Regions from separate parts of the Mus musculus genome. Here all the other regions are linked to region 3. The links are chromatin loops, found by intact Hi-C in ENCODE. Cell type or tissue: left cerebral cortex. All regions are shown on one strand.

Region 1 (8,000 bases), 78 kb before region 3:
AGATAAAGCTGGAAAACCAGAAAAGTTTTGTCTATCTTTAAGACAAACATATCCAGGTAGCAAATATGAATTTTTGAAAAGTAGCTAAATAATGCATCACAGTTGCATTATTCATTAAGAAACAATTACCAACACTGAAACTGAATATCTCAAAATGGTACACACTGTAACTAAAATATACTCCTGCTGTAATGTAAAATACTCTAGATTTCACTAGGTACCAAAAAGGCAAAATCATTATATCTAGTTAATGCAATCTACTCTTAATTGATTACATAATGCACAGAACACCCACAAAACTCAAGGACCATGTAAGGTGCCACCTTTACCCCCATTACTTTAGTCCTGAGAAAACATGAAAAAAAAAACATTGACAATTAGTAAAAATAGTCTTTATAGTATAAGTTTCTAAAGACATTCAAAGTTTTGAAATACTGCTAGCCTTGAGTGCCAAAATATACTTCCCAACTTATACACACTTAAATGGGAGAGGGGAGCAGTGTTTTACACATTTCACCAAATATGACTATAGAGCTGTTTCTATTATTCCTTGGAGATCAGTGTAAGAGAGGAAATGTGCTCTTCAGGAGGACATTAACCATTTCTGCCACTCACAAAATGGTACTTTGCAGGAAAACTAACAGATATAGCTGATGTAGCACATTATTTCGTATTTTAAATCTTCCTAAAAGTTTCTGATCACCACATACTAAGTGATTCAGGATACATTATTTGGAACATTCATTGGTGGTGCTTCCATCTAGCCTCCTTTATTTGAAACAGGGTCTTATACAGCTCAGGATGGCCTGGAACCTTCTACATAGCTGAGGATAACCTCTAACAGTGCAGGGATTGCAGGCAGGAACTGGAGATGGAACCCAGGGCTTGAGGCATGGCTGGCAAGTACTCTTTATCAACTGAGTGAGCTACACCTCCAGCTCTGGCTTTGTAGTATTTTTAAAAAGGCTTCTTTTTTTTAATTATTTTGTATTATGTCTGCACAAATGTGGACATCGAAGGATAACTTGGAGTCAGTTCTCTCCTCCCACCATGTGGGTGAGTCCCAAGGATTCAAACTTGGGTCACTGTCAGGTATGATGCTAAGTGCCTTCAACCACTTATCTATCTGCACAATTGTCACCAACTCACACTGGTTCTGTAACATTAGTTACTGAAATAAAAGGAACTTGATATTTAGGATGCTATTCTCTAAACCAATTAGTTTCCTTAGTTCTGGAGGAGGTTTACTAGGGACATTTCCCAGGACCCTCAAGAAATCTAAATGAGACTTACTAACATTAAATTATTATGAGCATTTATTTTATTAGTACTGGAAACTCAACCCACCAATTCAGGCATGTCTGACAAGCTTTCTATCACTGAGCAACAACTCCAGCAGGACCATTTGTTTTAATACTTCACTCTGTGAACTGAAGTACTTTTTTTTGTTGTTTGTTTGTTTTTGAAACAGGTTTTATCTGTGCAGTCCTGGCTGTCCTGGAACTTGCTCTGTAGATCAGGCTGCCCTCAAAACTCTTGAGATCCACCTGCCTCTGCCTCCTGAGTGCTGGGATTAAACTTGTGTGCCAACACCTTCTTTATAGCCACATGTTTTGCATTCCTCTACCTTTCCAGCTTGAAAAATTACTAAGTCTCAAATCAGCACAACTTCAATTTATAGTGGGGGAGGGCACAGCTTGCTTCAAGTCTACAAAACTATCAATTTCTACAATAAAATTACCCATAGGGTAAAATGCACGCCCCATCTACACAATTTTGATAACACTTTTTAGACCCGACTTAATTTGGAAGATTTCTATTCTCTAATTAAAGTTCTTACATTTCCAACTAGTATTTTTGTTACACTAACAATTTCAAATTTCCCAAATATTACTGCTTCAACTGACAGAACCTAATGAAAGGCCAGAATGCTGAAAAATCTGTATTAAACTAACTTTTCTTTTTTTGGCTTTTTTCGAGACAGGGTTTCTCTGTGTAGCCCTGGCTGTCCTGATACTCACTTTGTAGACCAGGCTAGCCTAGAACTCAGATATCCGCCTGCCTCTGCCTCCCAAGTGCTGGGATTAAAGGCGTGCCCGGCTAAACTAACTTTTCTTATAAAAAGATTGTTTACTTGTTCAATTTTCTTCACAAGATTATCAGGCAATCAAAAACAAGAACACTAATGTTTTAAACTTCAAAAACAGGTTGCCAATATTTTTCAACAGTTAAAAAAGCAATCTGTCATCGTCTTCCATTTTAACTAAGTTTCTAAAGTTTTTCTCCGCCCCCCCTTGTCCTTTCATAATTATCCTTTTAACACAAAAAGTTGAAAACTACAACACAGACGATCACTTCTGACACAGACCCTGCACTAACAAGCGGGATCACCGAAGGGCAGTCCTGGCCAAGGGCATAAAGGTTACCACCCTGCCTCCGCTAAAGAGCGCGCCGAGAGATAAGTTTTCTTAGCCGGCCTCCGAGAGGCCACCCGCTTCCAAGAGTTTGCAGCCTCCCCAGTCAAAAGGCCAGTCTCGTTTCCGGTGCCACCGAGCTGCAAATCTCCTACCCCATCCCCTGGGATACAGTTTCCTCCCGCTCTCGCGCTCCCCTCCCCCTGGCCAAGGACGGGCAGCCGCAGCGATCCTCCAGCCCCAGCAGCTGCTCCAGGCCCTCAGGCCGCAGTTGGCCGAGCGGAGCAGGGGCAAGCAGCCAGCGTTGGCTCTCCGTTCCCTCCCTGCCAGCGCCTTCCCGCCCCGCCCCGTCCCTCCCCGCCCCCCGCACTTCCTACCTTCCTCCATCCCACCCCCCCCAACCAAAGCCAAGGTCTCCCCGGCCCACAAACCTGACGGCGGAAGTGACGTCATAGAGGCCCGGCTACGTCCGCAGCCAGTCACGCCACAGCGGGGAGGTAGCCCCGACCAACCGGCGCGAGCCAGAGGGCGGGACTTCCGTCCGCCGCAAGTTTGATTGAAGCGGCGGGGGAGGGGCGAGGTGAGGAATGTGAAGAATGACCCCCCTCCCCCGCCCGGTCGCCGAGGAGCTGGGCGGGAAGCGGAGGGGGCTGGGGCAGGCCAGCGGCCACGCGGCACCCCTCCCCCGCCCGAGCCCCAAGGCCCACGGCATCCGTGGGCCACCGGCCCCGGGGCCACCCGCCTGCCCGAGGCGCCCAGGCCATCCCACGGGTCCCAGGGTGCGGCGCGGCAGCCCCCAAGTCTTCCCTCCTGGTCGCCCGCTGCCGCCGCCGCTGAGTCTGGAGGAGGGAAAAATGGCGACGTCCCCGCGCTCGCCTTCACGCCCGCAGTACCCACCTCAAGCTCGCGGATAAAGGCGTCCCGCTGCCGCCACGGGAAATGGTCTGGCTTTCCCCCCACCGTGGCCCTCCACCGCCGCGCCCGGGAGAGAGCAGCGCGCGAGAACCCGGATGGAAGCGCGGGCGGGCGGGCGCCGCCTCGGCGGCCTGAGGGAAGGCTACGCGCGCGCCGGGAATCCGAGGCGGGGGCGGGAGCTGCGGGCAGCGCGCATTCCTATTGGCGGACGCTGTTGACGGACGTGTGCCTCGCCCTCTCGCCTTAGCCGGTCGGGGCTCACCCGGACCCCCACTGGAGGGTGACGGCTGAGCCCGCCCCCGCCGCGGAGAAGGCGGGTCTGGCCCGCCCACCGTGACAGGCTCCTCTTTCCCTACTGGAGGACCGGGAGAATAGCGAGGACCGTCCTCTGAGTCCCGCCCTCCGCGGTGATGGACAAGTCGTGTCACGTGGCCTCCGTCCGCTCTGCCGGCTGCGAGGCGGGAGGTGCTAGAGTTTTCGGGGCGGTTTTCACGTGTACCCAAGATGTTGGATTCACTCAGTCTTCCCTCTCGGGGGCTCCGGGGCTCGACGCCAAGGCCACTCCATACCTCACTTCACCCATCTGTCACATAAGGAGTTAGGTCTCCTATGGTGTATCTTTTATCTCTTTTATTTTTTTTTTCTTTCCCATGTATTGAAATTTTTGTGCTAAAACTTTTTCAAAGCAATCTTTACGAATTCTTTTTTTTTAAATCAATGCAAAAGCATTTCTTCATTCTTACTGGAACTTTCCATGCACTAGGAGACCTCTCTGCTCTTTGGTGGGTGGGTTGGGGTACTATTTAATGATAGTAGGTTTGCACGGTTTAAAAAAGAGAGTCAAGAGAGTCAAGCATCAACAAAACCCTATGAACATTCATCTGCAATCCATCCAGGGGAAAAAGGCACTGTACACGTCAGCAAAGTGCTTATATTATAAACTCCAACTATAAGCCATCCTAACATTCTCTGTCCAAAGCAAATGACAAGAGAGTTTAGAAGATGGGAGAGTTTGGGACTAAAGTGAACAAGTGAACAAAAAGAAGAGGAGGGTGGTGAACCTTGTGGGATAGGTAGGATATGGGGAGGAAGAGCTTCAACCTTCAGGATATACTGTGAGAAAGAGGATTATAAACCACACGATGTCATCAACTCTTCATACAAAGCTGGACTCCTCACAGTAGGTTTTCCTTCGTAGGCATAGCGGTGTGGATTTTGCTGTTTCGTTTTCTTCCTTTTTTTCTTTCTACTTTTTTTTTTTTTTCAGTAAACAGAAACCTAATTTGAAGGTGACTTACAGAATCAAAATGCCTCAATATAGCCACCTGACTGGCGACGGATGGCTGAAGCTTCTGGTTTCCGTCCTAAGAGAAAGAGACATTCTAGACTATGGGAATTGGGACCTATAAAGTAGGAGTAGCCCACAGAGAAGCCACCCCCTGGGCCCTGAAAGAGCAAATTCCTTCAGCCGAGGTCCTTGGAGAGGCCCACCCTGTGTCCTGGAGGCTTTGCTACCTCAGTTCCGTTCCACCTCTAGCATGACTCCCTCCAAATTTTCTCAGTCCAGACAAACAAGTAATTGTAACCAAAACTGCCAAAGTAAAGCATACATACTTCTCGAAATGTCCTCTGGCCTCTTTGCCTCAGTCCTCCCCTTGTTAAGATCTCCTTTGACCTGTGTCTTCTCTTTTGTCCTTTCGTTCATTGTTCATTGCATGACTTCAAGATGATATATTCACTTCTTGATCTCCCTGCTGTTCATCGATCAGACTCTCCGTCCTTATTCCGGGGTGTGATGGGCCATTTTAGTGTGTCAGTTTGAGCCACCATGCCCCAAGATATCTTATTAAATAATATTGCTGGATGTCTGTGAGGATGTTTCTAGAAGAGATTAACATTTAAAGTGGTAAACTAAGGAAAAACTAATGGCTTTGCCTAATGTGAGTGGATATCATCCAGCCCATCCAGGGCTTGAATGAACCAAAACGGTACAGGGACACAGGGTGGCTGAATTCTCTGCTTTCTGACTCCTAGGCCCTGAGATTTCACCAGCAGCAGCTTGCCTAGGTCTGCAGCTTCCATATGGAAAATTGTGGGCCACGGCCCAGCTAGATGGCTCAGCAGATAAAATGTGCTTGCCGCCAAGGCTGATGACTAAGTTCAGTTCCCAGAATCTGCATGGTAGAAGGGAACCAACTCCTGCCAAGTTGTCCTCTGACCACACAAACGCACACATATATGCTGAGTAAATGAAAAAAATTTTTTTCAAGGAATTAATAGGACTTCTTAGACTTCATAATCATTGATCGAAGAAGACACATACACATTTATACGTAGATGCTCCTTGTCTTGTGATAAAGTTTGGACCCAATAAATCAATATTGTAAGTCAGACTGTCATAAGGTGGGAGCATTGAATACACTACCAGTTCTGCTCTTCTGGTAAACACTGGCTAATACAGCAGATCACCTTTGGCAGTTGGCCTAGGCCTTGTTATAGCCTGGTCTGGTTATCATAAGAATGATATCTGTCAAGCGGGGCAGTGGTGGTCCACGCCTTTAATCCCAGCCCTTGGGAGGCAGAGGCAGGTAGATTTCTGAGTTTGAGGCCAGCCTGGTCTACAGAGTGAGTTCCAGGACAGCCAGGGCTACACAGAGAAACTCTGTCTTGGAAAACAAACAAATAAACAAAAAAAAAAGATATCTGTCAGTGTCTTCCACAACCTCATCTACTCCATAGGCCCCATGACTCCTGAGGGGCCTTAAGTGCTAGTACTCCCCGAGGAGTCACAACAGAAAAAAAAAAAAATTCCACAAGCAGAGACCTCAGGCAGAGAGGGATACTTTCCAAGGTTATCCTTAGAGAGGGGTGGACATCAGTTATACTATCTGTCTCACATTATCTTCCTCAAGGGGTTTACAAACAGGTCATAGCCCAGGGTTCCACGTGTTCCCAGAAATGCTTGTTACTCTCGGGCAATGTTTTAAATCTATCTTAAATTGGCTGACAGCATTCAAAAAAAGATCAAGACGTTTAATTTGAAAATATCTAGATGTCTTGGTTTTCTCAGAAAAAAAAAAAAAAAGGGAATCTCTGCATTCAGTCTGCATTTCAACATGACACTGTACTCTCCGTGCAAGCTGAACTCTCCTGCCTACCAGTCACCAATGAGCCTGCTTCATTTTTATTCTGAGCCTGGTCCCTGAAATCATTGAATGAGTCCTCTGGACTTAAAGCAGTCTCCTCTTGGGGTGGGGGTCAGGGATTGCTCCCGACCCATTTCAAGTGTGAGGTTTCACTGAGCTGACACCTTCACCACAGAGCTGAGAAGGTGGCACAGGCAGAGCAGTACTACAAAAGTCACTATCTAAATGAGGTCAATTAGAGTTCCTTCCTAAGAGTGTATCGGAAATGAGCTCAGAGAAGAGAACCCTCATGACCTCGGCCCCAAAGCGGCAAGGACATAAGGAGAGGCCTATCTGCAAGAGTAGAGAAGCAAGGGGCCTGGGAAGATAGCTCAGTGTGGTCATTAGTTCAGTCAGTCTCAACACCCACATAAAAAGCCAAGTGTGGAAGCAGGCCCCTATTTCCAGGGCTGGGGAGACACCCAGCCAGCCCAGCAGAGTCAGTGAGCTTCAGGTTCAGCGAGAGACCCTGTCTCAGAAAATAAAGGTGACTGGCATTGACTTCTTTCCTCCACATGTACATACATAAGTGCACAAACTACATGTGCATGCACACACACAAACACGCACACACACACACACACACACATTCGCGCACATGGAGAATCAGAGACAAAACGCTGAGAGCGGGGGTTATGACAGAAGCCGAGTCCCTGCATTCTGGGATTCCTGAGATCACAGTGATGAACCAGCCTGCCTCCATCTTAGGCTTGAAGGCTTCTTACAGTAAAGGCAAACTAGGTTCATTCCTCTTTATGATTAAATCTGTTTCTCAAGGATTGGCCTGTAACCTTAACTACAAATAGTTCTGTGCTGCCTGTTCCAGGAAACAACTACGTCCTTGTTTCAAAAAGTTGTAATAACCATCTTGCAACCCTACCATTGTTTGAGAAGATTGCTATGAAGTCCACCTTGTTATGTTTTGCTTCTGTAAACCCCACCTATTTAACTCGACAGTCAAATTCCCCCATTTGGAAACCCCCTACCCCTGAGCTATAGAAACCTTGTCTTCCTCACATTCAATGCTGATCTCTTGAACCCCACTTTTAGGAAGCGACAGCCCATGTACGTGAATAAAGAAGCTTGCTTTAATTAATTGGATGATTTGGGTTGGTGTCTTTCCTTGCACGTTTGGGATTAACAACAGTACCATTTCCCCAGTGTCAGACACAGTTTTCTCTCTATATGGGAAGTACGTGGAGTCTGTGTGAGTCATGTTCAACGGTAAGGAAGTTGGGAGGAGGATGGGCATAATAAGATTCAGAACCCACATTCCAACCATCTACTAACTGCAGCTTTACTTACTCCTGAGTAAAGGGGGTCCCCAAAAATTAGTCAGTAGCTTCCTTACCTAAGTAGCAGAAAGGTGAATCAATCCCCAGAACCCCATAAACTGAACTACATGGTGCATCCCTGTAATCCAGCACTTAGAAGGTGGAGGCAGGAGGATTATAAAGTTCAAGCAATCCTTGTTCAAGTTCAAGGC
Region 2 (8,000 bases), 48 kb before region 3:
TGATCTTTAAGTTCATTTTTTCATGTCTTCCTTTTATCTGAGCAGTTCATTTATGAAATTTGCAAATATTAAATTTTGCTGGGTTCTTATAGCATTCTCACATTATCTATGTTTATTAATTGAAAAAAATACATTCTCGCTACCTACAGAGTTATTCTGTACACCAAACCACTAATTTTTTGATTCTTTTAATAAGTTTATATGGGATGAGAGTATGGATCTCTACTGCTACTTGTCTATTTTAATTGATTTTTTAACTTTTTATTCATGTGTATGGGATGTTTTGCCTGTATGTTTGTCCTTTTAGCACATTCATGCCTAGAACCCACAGAGTCTACGAGAGCATTGGATCCCTAGGAACTATGAAGTGTGGATGGTTGTGAGGTACCATGTGACCGCTAGGGACCCAACCTGGGTCTTCTGCAAGAGCAACGAGTGCTCTTAACAGCTGAGCCACCCTGTTCCTCCCTTCTCACCAACTGAATCGACCTCCAGTATCACCTCCTCTGTAGAAGGCTTTTCTTGGGTTGGTTTTGAAGATTTATAGAGATCCTCTACTGTTATGCACTCCTGAGACTTCATTGTGTGTGTGTGTGTACACATGTATGCACACAGGCACACGTGCACGTGTGTGCATACATGACATGTGATGCTCTGAGGACAATCTCTGGTGTTCTTCTTCAGTCACTGTCCACCTTTTGTCTGAGACAGTCTCTTCTTGGCTTGGAAGTTGCTGATTAGGGCTAACCTGGCTGGCCACTGAGACCCGGGGATCCACCCATCCCTCCCTCCCCAGCCCTGGAATTGAGAGCAGACACCACCATGCTCTGCCTTTTGACATGGGTTCAGGAGAAAGAGTTCAGGCCCTTGTACCTGCATAGCAGGCACTAACTAAGCTATCTCCCAAGCCCCATTCTGAGGACTTTACATTCCTCTCTCTGTAAGGCTCAAACTGTTTCCGGAAGCCTAAGCTAGCATGTGAACTTTGCATTCTCATGAATATACTGGGGGACTCTCCAGCTGCAGTGTGGCATGTGACACTCTTCACAGATCGCACGAAGAGGCAGCTAGCCGTGAGAATCCAGCTGTCTTTTCTTAAATAAGAGACTTGGAAAAATTTTTAAGTCATGCTGTTGTCAGCGTTCCATGGCTGGGAGAAAAATATCTGACAGGATTATTTTAAAGAAAGATTTATGGGACAAAAGGTCCACGGTTCAAAGGCTTCTTCTATCTCTGGGGACTTAGCCTCACTAGCTGGGTCTGTCACAGCACAGTCCCGCAGTGGGAGGAGGGGAGGAAGAGGATCCGTTCACCTTGTATACAGGATGCAGAGACGGAGGAAGCAGAGGGAGTCTACAGTCCCGATTATCTCTTCCAAAGACACGGCCCCAGTTACCTAACTTCTTCCATCAAGCTGCACTGCCAGCCCCCAACAGTGCTGTGTCTGGGGAGGAGGTCTTCTACACATGGGCTGCAGCCATGACCAGTGAGGGTGAGCAGCAGTGGCTAAGGTCGAGCCTGAGCAGCAGCCGGGGAGGCCTGCAGGCATCCAGGTCCTTTCTATACTAGTCTGCCGCCCCAAGCTTTCGCAACAGCTTGGAAGATCTCGGCACTGCCTCTTAGACGCTCGCCCTGGGTTCTGATGAATAGCATCGGGCTTCCCTCTGGACACATTGAGCTTATCAAGGGTGCCTGGTGTGGAGCTCTGTGCTCTGCTTCTCTCTTATGAGTTCTGGTTTAAATAATTTCTTCTCCTGCTTTACTAAAAGCACCCAAGAGAAGCCAGGCAGCGTCCAAAACACTTTGGGGCTTGGAGATTTGACAGAAGAAATCTGCTGAATATAGGAGCCCATAATCCCTACATTCTGACTTCTAGAAATGTCTAGGACAGGCTTGGTGCTCTGACATGTTAATATTAGTAATCAAGCTTGTAATGAAAAAAAAAATGCTTGCTTAACAACATCCAGCTCTCGAGAGAAATCAGGACCACGTTACAAACTGCAGCCCACAAAACCAGTGTCACTTATGAATTTGGTATCTTCTTAATATCTTTGATATCTTCTGTTTCCGGTGTAGCCCACTTACCACATGACCGCTGAGAATGAGTTAAGGCTACAGCATCAGTCCTGGCGACACAACTCCAGAACTACTGCAAGTCTTTATTAACCCAGCTCCCAAGCTACCTCTGCACTTTGACTTGTCACCGCAACACCCTGCTTCTGTGCTGGTTTCTTAATAACTAAAGAATCATTTTACTGCTATCCCAGCTGGGAGGTCAGGCTAAGGTGACGGCCCCTTGTAGGAGGGCTGACTTCTGCTGCCAAGATGGACATTTCAAGCTGGGGGTGGGGCTGGGGGGTGGAGAACATGGTATCCTCACGTGGCAGAGAGGAAAAGTTAGACTAGCTGGTGGTGGCAGGATCTGGCCATGAGGACAGATGCAGAGGCTCTCCCTCAGCACAGTTGCTGTGAGGCTTCAGTCCCCATGTGTGGATTTGGTGCCCATTTGGACCATGGTACCTTGGCTCTTGGATAAAGGGACTCATGCCTACGTGGTTCCCATGTCCCACATGCCCCAGCACAAAACTGGCACATGACCTGCTCAAACAAACAAACAAACAAACAAACCAAAAGCCAAGTCCTTTACATTTGTAAAAGAAAGCAGTGTGAAAGTGTAGGATGCTCTTTAGCATGATGGTCATCTAAGCTAGACCTTACCAAGACCCAGGGGATATCTCCCTGCCAGTCACAGGGACATTTAATTCTAGGTTGAACTACACTGAATGCTCAGTTTGACCATTTCTTCCCTAAAGAAATGGTCCTTCTACATGAATCTGAAATCAAAATCCTGGGTGTTTTTAATTTTTTTCTTTTGGGGTTTGGAGAGATGGCTCAGTGATTAAGAGTGCTGGCCGCTCTTCCAGAGGACCCCAGTTTAATTCCCAGCACCTACATTGGTTCACAACTCTCTGTAACTCCTGTTCCAGGGATCTGACACCTTCATACAGACATGCAGGCACAAGTGCTTTAGCCACTGAGTATTTCCCAAGCCCATTTTTAAAAAAAGAACAAAATGAAAAAAAAAGTCACAAGAAATCAAAGGGTAGAGGGCTGGAGAGTTAGCACAGCCCTCTCTATATATACCCTGTTCATGTAGAGGGCCTGAGTTTGGATTTCAGCACCCATATAGCGGTTCACGACCTCCTATAACTACAGTTCCAGATCTGAGGCTTCTTCTTGCCTCTGTAGGTACTGAATTTATATGTGTAAGCACATGTGCTTGCACACTCGCACACACACTCGCACACACACACACACACACACACACACACACGGAAATAAAGTCTTATTTAAAATACAGTAGGGGCACTTGACTAGTACATACACAGGCCTGGGTTTGATCCCCGACACTGTACACACCAGGCATAATCTTAGTTCTTGGGAGGTGTGGATGAGAATTCCTGGAAAGAAGCTGTGTCTTTGAGGATCGACTGACTAACTTAGTACCGCAGTACTGTGGAGAGATCACAATGTTGCAGGTCCAGGGCCTCATTACCTTATACTGGGCTAAGTTCTGGCCTACTGGAACAGCTGGTCCTTGTGTTCTGCCTGCATTGGAACCTAAATCTTGTGAACAACAGATAAAAGCTTTTTTTTTTAATCTATTAACTTAGCAGACTACTAGCTTGCACCAACCCAGAAGCTAAGAATGCCATTGCACAGAATCTTGGGTTTATAGAAAAGTTCCCCCTGTCTTGCTGTTTCTGCCTCTCTGATGTACCCACCAATGTAGTTTAACTTACGACTTTTTTTGTATTTAAAACGTCATTAAACCGCATCCACGTTAGGTCACAGAATTTGGAGTAACTTGTCTGTGCTCCAGGGCCATGGTCACTCTCATATGTTCCAGAATAAGCCACAGCTTTTAATCCTTTGAGGTGGGAGCTGGTTCTTTCCACGACTGAGGAGAAGGTGGAAGCGCATCCTCAGCCATGTAGAGAGTTCAAAGCCATCCCTGAATACTGGAGACTCTCTCCCACCCATCCGCATAGCCATGCATCAGAGACAAACCGCAGGCTAATGGTTAGGTTACATAGTCAGAATGAGTTAAGTAGGTATGAGTCACTGTGGATACATAAAATTTAATTACAAGAGGTGTTAGGATATTTCAATCTTCTTGGCCCCTCTCACCCTTCTTGCCCTCTTGAAGCCAGGCCACAGGGGATGTATGGCACACCTCCAAGCCCTTCTCTATCTCAAGAAACCATCTCCTTCCCTGTAATGATCCCTGGGTCTCTGGACAACTCATTGTAAACTGGCACAAGATCCTGGAAATGTCAGCATCTGCCTGCCTTCTAGACTCTTACCTGCACCTGTAACAGCATGGCATGTTCACACACACTGGAAAGCGGGCTGAAGATATGATCAAGCAAATCAGCACAGAGGATGAGGTATGCAAATAAATTCTGCAGCAGGAGCAGCAATCCTTCCCAGGGGGCAGTTAGCGAGTCTAGAGAGCATCAGAAACCGACAGCACGAGAATCACGTGCTTTCACTTGGTGAGTGTGGTATGCTGGATGGAGACTGGCCCATGGTGCTGGCTCTGCCTTCTCCTGTGAGTGTGTGTGTGTGTGTGTGTGTGTGTGTGTGTGTGTGTGCTGTGTGGAAAACAGGCACCCTTTAATGGAATCCAGGGCACTGGTGTCAAGAGGGTGCTTTAGACTGCGATGGTCCACCAGTCAAGAGCTTGCAGGCTACAGTGGGGGCAGAGAGCACACAGTGGGGAGTCTGCCTTACTTGGTGTCTTCAACAGTTGGCGTCCACAATGCTTTTCAGGGTGCTGAGGGGGATGAGGTACCTCCTGCCCTCGGGGAGAAGAGCACACTCAGTATGGGGTGCTCTCAGTTGCTTTTCTTAAGCCAAAATTGCAGCCTTAAAACTTCTTCAATATGTGACATTTCCATCCTTTTGGCTAGAAAGAAGTCTTCATTCATTTAGATAGAGGAAGGCTGGAATCTTGTCTGCCTGGACTTTGTTTTAAAAACCATTCCTCTTAGAGCCTGCTCTCCATCATGGCCCACTGCATGAAGGTGAGCATAGCTAGCAACCTCAACTGCTAACTCAGTTGAGAGCAGCCCCTTCCCTTATCCCAGGAGAACGCACAACGCCCACGAGCACTATAGTGAAGAACCACAAGACGGGGTAGTGGTTGGTCCTTTTCACCTTTATTCAAATAAGCACAATGCCCACACAGAGCCTGACAGCGTCTCCTCAGGCTGCTGTATTTGGATTTTCTGACATGCAGTGGTGTCAGCACATGACGGTGCCAGAACTTAAAACAAATGTTGCAAATGCACAGGCGCACTGGCTTCAGGGAGGGAGGTGACCGAGGTCCACAGTGTCACTTGCCCGTTCAAGGCTGACAAAAGGCGATGACAAGCATTCTCTTTGAATATCAGCTTTTAGAATGTACACAGGAGACAGAGTGCACGGATTTCCTGTTGTTAGGCTAGGCACTTAAAAGGATACTTCAGCACTGGGTAAGCCGGTTCATTAACCATCACCGTATTTCCTTTCCCAAGAAGAACATTCATGGTGAAGGAAATTGCACTTGGCTTTTGTCATCAGAGTTGGTGAGGCTAATGATGGAAATAGTTTTGGATACACTAGACTGTAATTCAGAAATGCATGAGTTAGGGAAATTTCATTTGTTCTAATTCAGTCTTGCTTGTTTCCTAAAATTCTGAGAATCAAAGAGTTAATTCTTTAGTTTGAATTGGTCTAGTTACCACCTTTGTCAAGAAAACTATTATGGCATGGGCTCTGCTACTCCTATGTATTAATTCGATTTAAATAAGGCCTCAATTGCTGATTACCTGTTTAATCTAAAGGAACAAGTTTGACCAGCCACCTGTCCTTATTTGAAGCCAGTTAGGGTCAAATTCAACTTAAAAATTATAATCCTTACAGCAAAACAGCCACTAGCAACAGAGCAGGCCAAGGCAGGCTGAGGCAATGGGCTTATGAAAGGGCAGCTTTGGGGCTGGGCACAAGCCGGGCAGCAATGCCAGCACTCCTGACAGAAAGTGGCTGGCCTGGCTTACTCTAGCTCTGAGCGCCTGTGAAGGATGGTCACACTGCCCCCAGGGAGCAGGGCTGGCTAGGAGCTGTGCCCTGGTACTGCTGTCTTTTCTGCACAGTCCGGGGAGGACAAGGGTCACTTCTGCTCCTTAGCAGCTGCCCATCCTGGCCACTTGTGGTCCGTTTCTCTGTACAGCAGGGACCTGGCTCAGCAGCAGGTGGGGGAAGCAGGATAAGGTCTCTGGGTTGAGAGCTGCTCCCTCCCCTGACAGCCAAGGGAGAGGTTGTCTGGAAGCCTGACAAAGAGCAAGTCTACTTTCTATAAGTACAGAATCCGACCCACTCCAGCCAGTCTGCTAAGGTAAGCTGAACTGCCGAATCACTGAAAATAATATTCCTTCAAAGACCTGACCACATCTGTAAAGAAAGAAAAGAAGAACAAAAGGCTTCAAGTTTTTTTTTTAAAGTACTTTAAAATGTATTAATAGCCTTCTTAGTAGTAACAAATATAAAACTGTTTAAGACACTTGGTGACTATCTTAGGTCATATTTCTGAGGGAGGGGACACATGTCTTGGGAAGGATACATAGTGAAGTTTTACTACTAAAATGATCTATTTGGTAAAAACTCCACAAAGAGTTTTGTCAAAAAAATAACTGTTTTGAAAGGGTTATTTTTTCCTCTCAAATGTCAACAAGAGTAAGGGCACAGATACAACATACTAAATATGCCAACACAACAACATCAAGTCAGTGAGTAAATAAATAAAGTGGCACCAACTTCATGGCGATTTTTCAAGACACAGTTCAAAGATATTTTTAAAATAAATAACTAAAAGAGGAGCCGTCATCCTCAGCCCAGGGAGGCGGCACTGACAATGGACTGAGGCAGGAAGCGCGGCCAGCACTGGTCCTCGGGGCGGGGAGCAGAAGCGCCACCCTCAGGAGGGGTGGATGCTCAGGTTGGATGCTTGTCCAGAGAAGAAAGCCTCAGGAGAGGCTGTCTTTTGCCATTTTCCTCTTTTCTTCCAACGTGTGCTTAAATATTTTTTTCAAGGTGTCGTAAACTATTGGTCCGTTTTCAGAATCAAAATTAACCTGGTGACAAAGAAAATTTTTATTTAAGACTCTGTAGTAAAAAAATCTAACATGTTTCTGTTTGCAAAGAGAAAAAGGGTTGGAAAAAACAACGATGGTTTATATAAAAATACATATAGTTAAACACATATGCTAAGTTTCATACATTTAGCTGAAAGACTAAGTTAGAGGTGTCACCCACGTCTGTACCAAACCTTTGACTGAAAACTCATTTAATGTCACCCCTGGAGTTTAATACAACCCAGGCAGGAGCCACCAGGGCTGTCAGCAGGGACGTGAAGCTGAGACTGACCATGGGTGCTGCAAGAGAACCGTGTACTGTCCCAGAGGAAGGGATGCCCTACTGAGAGGGAATCCGGATCCTGGTGCAGCATCTCCCTCCACAAACTGCTCCTTCCTGGACAAGCAATCACACGGGAAAGGCTGCTCACTTCATCAGCAACACAAGGGATGCAGGATGCTGCTCTACTTGTTGGCCAGTGTCTTGCTGATGGCGTCCACAAGGCTCACACGTCAGAAATAAACAACTGCATTTCTCCTAGAAGCATTTATTTCATATTTTGTGGATACCAACTTGAAAAGTTTGGACAGTTAACTCTGCTTAGATGATTCTTGTTTAAACCCAAGGTGGAACTGGCTGGTCATGCAAATACCTCGGACTCTTATGAGAATAGGATTTAAAAAGACTTGTGGAATACCCAGCCGTTTGTCTCTTTGCTCCCACATTATTCTTCAACAACCTCACAGGTCAGCTTTATCCTGATACCATGGTTAGGAAATCCTGTAACTACTTATAAAACACAGTTGCATTTCAGGAAAGAG
Region 3 (8,000 bases):
AATAAAGGAATCAGAAAACAAACTGGGATGTTTGAGGGAAATAGAACTGGAGATCACTATCCTAAACAAAACAAGCGGACTCCATGGAGAGAAGAGTCACTTACATTCTTTCATATAGAGCATCTAGGGGTGGAGATTGGGAAGGCCATGAAAATAAAGGATCTATTAGAGATGTGGAAGGGGAAAGTGGGTAAGAAAGGAAATAGATATGGTGAATGTGATATCAAAGTGTGTGTGTGTGTAAGTGTCATAATAAAACCTATTGTATGATATAATACACATTAATGGGAAAAAAACAAGAAACATTTAAAATTGTAATGACCTAAGAGGGCAAGTGCTAAGTTCTGAAGCATGGTTAAAGAGTAATCTAAGTAAACACATACTTGTATGTCCACTGACACTTAACAAGGGCACCACGAATACACAATGCAAAAAAATATAGTTTTTTAAATTAAGGGAAAACTGAATACCCATATGCAAGAAAGGAGAAGAAAAAGTGAAAAAGAAGGAAGAAAGGAAAAGAAAATTACACCACTTACAAAAATTAATTCAAAGCTGAGCATGGTGGCGCATTCCTTTAATCCCAGCATTCTAGGGGCTGAGTCAGGGGGATTTCTGTGAGTTCAGGGCCAGCCTGGTCTACATAATGAGTTCCAGGACATCCAGAACTATATAGTGAAATTCTATCTCAAAAAAAAATTAACTCAAAACATATCAAAGATTTAAAAGGAAGATGTAAAATTTTAAGTCCTAGAATTGTGTAATTCCTAGATTTGCGTTATGGCAGCTATCAGTGTGTCAAAGAAAGTGCAGGGAATTATGAAGAAGAGGACACTTGTGAACCCTCAGGAGACACAAGCATTGCTCTAAGCAATACAGAGAAAAGTATGGCAGTTCCTCAGAACACAAACAAACACACCATGTCTGAGTATCTACACAAAGGTCTGAAATCAGTTTGTCAGAGTGTTATGTGTGCTCCCATGCTCACGCTACACTATTCACAGTGTGCATATGCATACACACATAGAAACCCTATTAGTTTCTACATGGCGGCTGGAGGTGGGAAGCACGATGCTAAGGAAATGAGCCGAAAAGAAAACACAACAGAAGAGAGCAGAACAGTAGTCAGAGAGGTTGAGGGGATGACAGGGGAGTGGAGAGATGGTTGTCAGAAGGAATGCTAGAAAGCGGTCACACAGGAGGAACAGGACTTTCCCCTCAGTTGTACAGCATCATGAATACACTCAGCACTATCGTGTTGTATGTTTCCAGAGTGCCAAATTTCAGATTTTCTCACCACAAAACAATGAAGCAGTAGATGCTAATTTACTCCACACACCAGTCACAAATCATAACATCATTTTATATAGCAATATATAAAAGTACAAATGGCCAATTTACAGTAATTTATAGAAAAAGCCTCAGAAGAGCGGAGATAATAGAATGCTGTAGAGCACTTCCCCAGCGTGTGCAAGGTCCTGGGTCCCATCCCCAGTACTGCAGAGAATACACAAACAAATAGTAATATCAGCTAAGCAAGGTACCTGCAGTAATTAGTGTTTAAAAAATGAAAGCCAAGGGAAAGAGGTGTGTGTGTGTGTGTGTGTGTGTGTGTGTGTGTGTGAGTGTGTTAGAAGTTAAGCTGAAGAATACTGGCATTTCATAGAAGAATTTTAAAATTATGTCTCTTCTAAAACATTTTAGACCTGGGAAATCCTTAACTGTACTCTTACTTATTTTCCTTAAATCCTCTATTCTCTGACATACAATGTATTTTTACTGAGACTTACATGTCTAAGACTTTCATAGCATATTACTTGACCATGTTAGTTTTGTAGATGTTAGTTAGATTTATCACAATCTATAAATGCACTGCTTTATTTAGTGTTTTCTTCATATACTAATTTTATAAGACCAGGCATCTTGAAGATCCTCTTCATATCACCAGTATCAAAGGCCTGAAACATAAGTGTTCATAAATATTTACAGAGACACTAAAGATATGATTGTGGTCATGGGAAACTCTAGATGGTCATTTTGCCTTTAGTTTTCTCAGAATCTGTTAAAAATGACCCATTCTTTTTAAAGGAGTTTTTAGTATCTCACTTATAGTAAATCCTCTATAAATATATCTTTTTTGTAAATAAAAAATCTTACATATTACAGAGGGATTAGAATTGTGAATATGCCCTAGAGGGTGAAAGAAATAATGTTAGCAAAAAGATAATTTAGGTTAGCACTCTACTGGGGCTGTAATGTGCTGTTTAAATGAATGCCACAGCTCTGAAGGCACTGTTCCCGTCTAATGATGAGGTAAACATGAGAGAGAAAGCCACTGCTCCAAGGTCATAACTACAAAGTGTCACAGTTGGGATTAGAGCTCCAGTCTTTCCTTAAATCCAGACAAATAAAATACTAGCTTTATCTCTAATATAGTCAATGCATCACATTGTCTAGTTAATACCAACAAAGAGCCGGTTAGTTTTTCTACTTAAATCATTTTAAGAACAGGAATCATAAACATACATATTTTGATTGAAGCCGAGGGGATATGAGAAATGGCAGAAATATTCACTAACAAAGATGATTCTTAGAAAAGATTTCAATGGATGTATTTTCATACTCCCTCACTCTCCAAAGTTCTTCTGGGTGGAAAAAACCCTTGGGGGCAGGTTTTGGTTTGGAAAAAAAGGGGGTTTGAAATGTTCTTTTAAGAGAACAGTGATTTGAAATTTATATTCAGAATAATTTTTAGATTTTTTTTCTCCCCTATATATGGAATAATTCTGCCTGTGAGAATGTTCTAAATTTATGTGACATCAGGGGGGCATCACTAATCATGATACAGCATGGTAAAGACCACAAACATCATTTTGTTAAACTGGTGATACTACAGGTAAATTGTGATTCTTACTTTTCTTCATATGACTTTTTTTGGGGGGGGGGTGGTTTCGAGACAGGGTTTTTCTGTATAGCTCTGGCTGTCCTGGAATTCACTTTGTAGACCAGGCTGGCCTCTAACTCAGAAATCCGCCTGCCTCTGCCTCCCGACTGCTGGGATTTAAAAAAAAAAGTGTATTCAGTAGTGGTCAAGGAAGATCATATAAAAAGAGAGAGAGAGATTCAGTAGTGTTCTCTCAATTCGCTTGGATTCCACCAACAAAGGATTTTTTTCTGATGAAAACCCAACCTCCCTTAAAAGGACATGAAGTACTGTTGAGATGGGGAATCTGGGTCTCCAGGACACAATGCTGTGAAGGCACCGGTATCCGGTTAGCAATTAGTTATTGCTAAGACGGACTACGGACTTCCAAATGGGAATCGTCTATGAGGTCTTAAGCAAATTTCATGCTGGTCCCAGTTTGTCTCTAAGACCTGGGTATCCACACTTTTTAAAAAGCCACAGGTGGGATTCCTGGGTAGCGAGAAGTTTCGCTACAACTGAACAGGAAGAAACCACATGGTGATGAGTGAGTGGTTTGAGGTCATACATGCGTGTTTACATTTTATTTCTTTCCACTAACAGCTCTGATTGTGGCAAATCACCCAAGCCTTCCTTTCTGAGGGAAAGACAAAAACAAAACAACAACCTGGAATGACACTTTGTTGTTAAACTCAAGAAAGCTTATGCTGTGCAGGGTGGGGGTGGAGGGTGAGGTGGAGGTGGATATATACATGTTCACACAGGTTAATAGTGCCCGCCATGATAACAGCTTCTCAGGCTCCTTCAGCTCGCAGTCAATGAATGATAGCTTGTGTTCAGTTTTTAGCATAGACAACCCTTGCTGGAATAATTTGATCAGCTATTTCCCTAAAGCACTGTTTCTCAAGCTCCACCCCCCTCCTCCCTGGGCCTTTGTTTACTAAATTTTCTTTTCCATTAAAATTTAATACCACAGGTAGGGTGTATCTATGGTGTGGTCCTCTGAAAGGCCACAAACCCTTTATTATATAAGAAAACACACACACCCCAGAGCAGGGACATCGACATCATCATCATCATTATCAACGTTGAGAATGCATGTCAGGAGAAAAAGTGACTTGGTCAAGGTCACGTGACTCGTTTACTGACAGAAAGAGGTCCGAATTAGGGATCCCAAAGTGGTAGCCTGATACCTGCTTGTGGCTGTCTTGTCTGCTTTATTTGTAATGAAGAACTAGTTGTCAATATTTCTAATCAAGAGATTTCAACTAAAACACCCAAGCAAGCCTCCAACTGCTCCCGAGAAATCCGAGTGTCGCAGCACTTGAGCAAGACAGAGGGGCGCCCGGTGGCCCTGGTCCCCCGCCCCGCCTCTAGGGATGCGCCTCCAAATAACGCCTCCCTGGATAACCCGCCGCGTAAGGACAACCGTCTGGGGACCGCTCGGCGGGCGCCTAACTGGCTGCGGACTCCGAACCTCTTGGCGCGCTTCGCTCTCCGGCTTCGGAGCCCTGGAGCCGACGGGTCGGTGTCTCACGTCTAGGGCCGGGAGGCGCGGGCGGAGAGGACCGGCCGGCCCCGGGCGCTGCTCGGGCGGGTTCCGCGGCGCTGGCCTGCCCGCAGGCCCGGCCTCCCGCCGCGCCTCTGAGCAGGGAGACTCCCCGCCAGGCGCGCTACACAACGTCTCCCTCGGGCGCGCGCACGGGCCACTCCACAGCCCGGCCGCCGAGGACGCCCTGTCGCCGCCGCGGCCTTGCGCGCGCCCGACCCAACAGCCAATAGCCGGAGCCGCTCGGTGCACGTGATACGCGCCAGCCAATGGAGACTCGAGGCGGCCCGTGACGCGGCGGACAGCTTCTAAGGTTTTCGAACATGTGGGAGCCGCTGGGAAGCCGAGCTGGGGCTTGAGTGGTCGCGGGCTGAGCCGACGGCGTGTGCGCGGAAAGCCCGGAGGACCCTCAGGGCCATGAGAGGGCGCGGCTGCCAGCCTGCAGCATGGGGGTGGGGGTGGGGGGCACCGACTCCCCACGAGCCCCGGTGCAGAGTCGCAGGAGGAGCGAGGACTGCTCTGGAGCTTCGCTCACGGAACCACGTGTTCCGTCTCAGCGCCCAAAGAAGAAGAAAAGCCCATATTATGCATCGAATGTCTTCATTTCCCCCCTAATATTCTTGAACTATTATATTTAATAGTCAATATTGTCTTGCACTATGACAGTTTAAATATGAATTTCTGGAGTTGGTCTAGTAGGGGAAAGTTGAATTATGTAGAGGGGGGAAAATGAAGACCAAGTGCTGTCATAAGTATGGGTCCTGTAGGTATCTGGTGAAACCACTGTACCTGTTAGCAACGATCCGTGTTGCTAACGAAAGTCCCAACTGCCACTTGTTCTGTAAGCATACTTTAACTCAAGTAGAAATTTCCCCTCGGTTGTTCTGAAACAGACCATCAGCAAATGTTCACTAAGGCAGTAATTTAAAGACACCAGTGCTGTAGCAGTTGGATGACCAAAGCTAAAAACCCATAAATACTATGTCTCTCCACAGTGGAGTAGGCTAGCCTAATAAATCTGAATTCTCCAACTCTCAGAGTGGTGTTTGGTTCTTCTTTGGTCAGTTTTCCATAACACCAGAGTCTCTTCCTTCTGTTCTCCTGCAATCCTTAGACTTTCTTTGTCAAAGCCTTGCCAGCATCTTAGCCTCTTGTGACTCCAGGTCTGGACAGGAACAGGGACCCTGTCATTAAGAGACCTGACTGGTCTCTGCCCTCTTGTAACAGAAACTCCAGGTTCCAGAATCCTGATCTAAACTCACAGGCATTTCTTCTCATTAAAGCTGTACCCAGGGATCCAGACATTCTGCCATGTCACCCTTAAAAAATCAGGTTTCCTTTCAATTTGTGTCATGGATCAAAATCGTAGACAGAGCACCATCCACCATGTCCTTATTTAATATTTTAATAAAGATCTTACTAGAAGCCTACCCATCAACTTAATCATATTATAGATCTTACATACTCAGTAACATGACCTCATGTAGTTGAGAAATGTCTTCACTAGGCACATTTCTGTTCTTAAGGAAATCCCATGCCAAAAAAGTGAGGGATGGATCCAGATAAGCATCTACCAGCCTCTGCTGAGTCCATGTTTTCAAACTCTACTAGAAGTCCTGTTATCTCATACAGTTCAGTAGAAATGTCTTTCTAGTGCAGGACACTGCTAGGCAAATTCTGTGGCGCTCTGTGCTAGATGCTTTACATATATTTTCTATTTTGTCCATGCCATTAATAGCTTTGTGATGATACAAGTGACATCGAAAGCTGTAAATGTATGCAATGGTGTCAGCGTTCGGAGGCTGATTATGGGATGGATCCCCAGGTATGGCAGTCTCTAGATGGTCCATCCTTTCGTCTCAGCTCCAAACTTTGTCTCTGTAACTCCTTCCATGGTGTTTTGTTCCCAATTCTATGAAGAGGCAAAGTGTCCACACTTTGGTCTTCGTTCTTCTTGAGTTTCATGTGTTTTGCAAATTGTATCTTGTATCTTGTGCATTCTAAGTTTCTTGGCTAATATCCACTTATCAATCAGTACATATCATGTGAGTTCTTTTGTGATTGGATCACTTCACTCAGGTCCATCCATTTGCCTAGAAATTTCATATAAACTAACCAGTACCCCCCAGAGCTCGTGTCTCTAGCTGCATATGTATCAGAAGATGGCTTAGTCGGCATTGTTGGAAAGAGAGGCCCATTGGTCTTGCAAACTTTAGATGCTTCAGTACAGGGGAACGCCAGGGCCAAGAAGTGGGAGTAGGTGGGTAGGGGAGTAGGTGGGTAGGGGAGTGGTGGGGAGGGTATGGGGGACTTTTGGGATAGCATTGGAAATGTAAATGAGGAAAATACCTAATAAAAAAATTAAAAAAAAAGAAAGTTGTAAATGGTGACAAACTAGCATGGCAGAAGGGCTTTAGGTATACTAAATGAGTGATCTGGTTTCAATTAGTTGTACAGTGCTGCAAACATAAATATAAGGAATATAAATCTGTGTTTTCAGTTAACAAAGTTCTCTGTCTAAAGTTAACCTGGATCAACAAACAGTATAGGGGAAAAAATACTACCTTATAGCCCAGTAAGCAGGCCTCATATAAATATACTAATACAAGAAAGATTTTTACATTAAATTATCAATTTGGGGTTTGGGAAACAAATATTTCCCAAATTGACTTGGCATTTCTTACTATTAGCCAAGAAAGAAGAGTGCCCATGTTTGGTTTTTTAAATAAGAAGCAGGACTGGTTTATGCTTTAATAAACAATACCTATTATATACTCATGCTACATTGTAACATCAAAATTTAGCCTTCCAAGTGACAAGTATAGATATACAATGAACATGTGGAGATTATTTATAAATTGGTTGTGTGGATGAGAAGGATCTGAGAAGAAGAGTGACTTATCAGAGAAGACTTGCGAGGAATTGACAACTGAGCTAAATCTCCATGAAGACTTGAAAGAATCTGGCCAAGAAGAGAATACTCATCCAAGTACTGAGATGAGTTATTACAAAAAGATAGCATATATGACTGATGGTTGTAAACAAGAACACAGAGTAGCAAACTGAAGAGGTAGGCAGTCTGCTGTCACAGCAGTTGTACACTATCCTCCTGAAGAGTTTGTATTCTTTGGTCATTAGCATCCATTCTCTACCCTGCTTTGGGGCAAGGGGAATTGCTTCTTGTGTACATTCTTATGTGGCATTATGATGCCCTTTGCCACTATGCAATGGATGGTGAGTGACCAGGGAGGTCAGTCATGTTATTTGTCAAGCATAAGGGAAAACGTGGGATAGATGAGAAGTGTGCAAATATGCTTCTGTGTAGCAGCTGTTTCTTACAAACTGAAGCATCCTAGAGGGAGACTCATTAAGACTCAGGGAGTAATCAAACTTCTAAGATCCAGGAAGTAAATAACTGAAAATTCTTAAGAAGTTCCTGAAACTTACAGGATCCACAAGGGCCATCCCACATCAAGATTAAGATCAGACGCTTGTGTCTTCCAGCCTCAAGATCTGGATCACAGGTAT

What was found. Peaks named below come from ENCODE experiments on the same cell type or tissue, not always from the same donor. Only the 100,000 strongest peaks of a DNase experiment are listed, where the experiment ranks them.
Region 1: a loop joins it to region 3, with 2.5 times the contacts of the local background. A loop is called at or near these places in 6 of 42 quality-filtered maps.
Region 2: it touches region 3 in a loop (2.1-fold over the local background); 16 of 42 quality-filtered maps call a loop at or near these places.

What each region holds. Positions count from the first base shown.
Region 1 is chr13:48,543,039-48,551,038 of GRCm38, forward strand. No RefSeq gene overlaps it. Among named protein-coding and RNA genes, the nearest start is that of Mirlet7a-1, 8.8 kb to the left of the region's middle. In left cerebral cortex, a CTCF peak has its summit at 3,663; DNase peaks (open chromatin) are centred at 2,897, 3,634, 5,454 and 7,665; H3K4me3 peaks cover 2,177 bases; H3K27ac peaks cover 1,481 bases.
Region 2 is chr13:48,572,666-48,580,665 of GRCm38, forward strand. Ptpdc1 (protein tyrosine phosphatase domain containing 1) reads right to left here. Exons shown (of 10, transcript NM_207232.2): 10 at 5,204-7,178. The coding sequence ends at 7,071. Among named protein-coding and RNA genes, the nearest start is that of Gm25232, 4.3 kb to the left of the region's middle. In left cerebral cortex, no CTCF peak of the experiment used is centred here; a DNase peak (open chromatin) is centred at 1,167; H3K27ac peaks cover 775 bases.
Region 3 is chr13:48,620,977-48,628,976 of GRCm38, forward strand. It overlaps Ptpdc1 (protein tyrosine phosphatase domain containing 1), which reads right to left and starts at 4,696. Exons shown (of 10, transcript NM_207232.2): 1 at 4,401-4,696. In left cerebral cortex, no CTCF peak of the experiment used is centred here; DNase peaks (open chromatin) are centred at 4,085, 4,347 and 4,705; H3K4me3 peaks cover 1,776 bases; H3K27ac peaks cover 1,075 bases.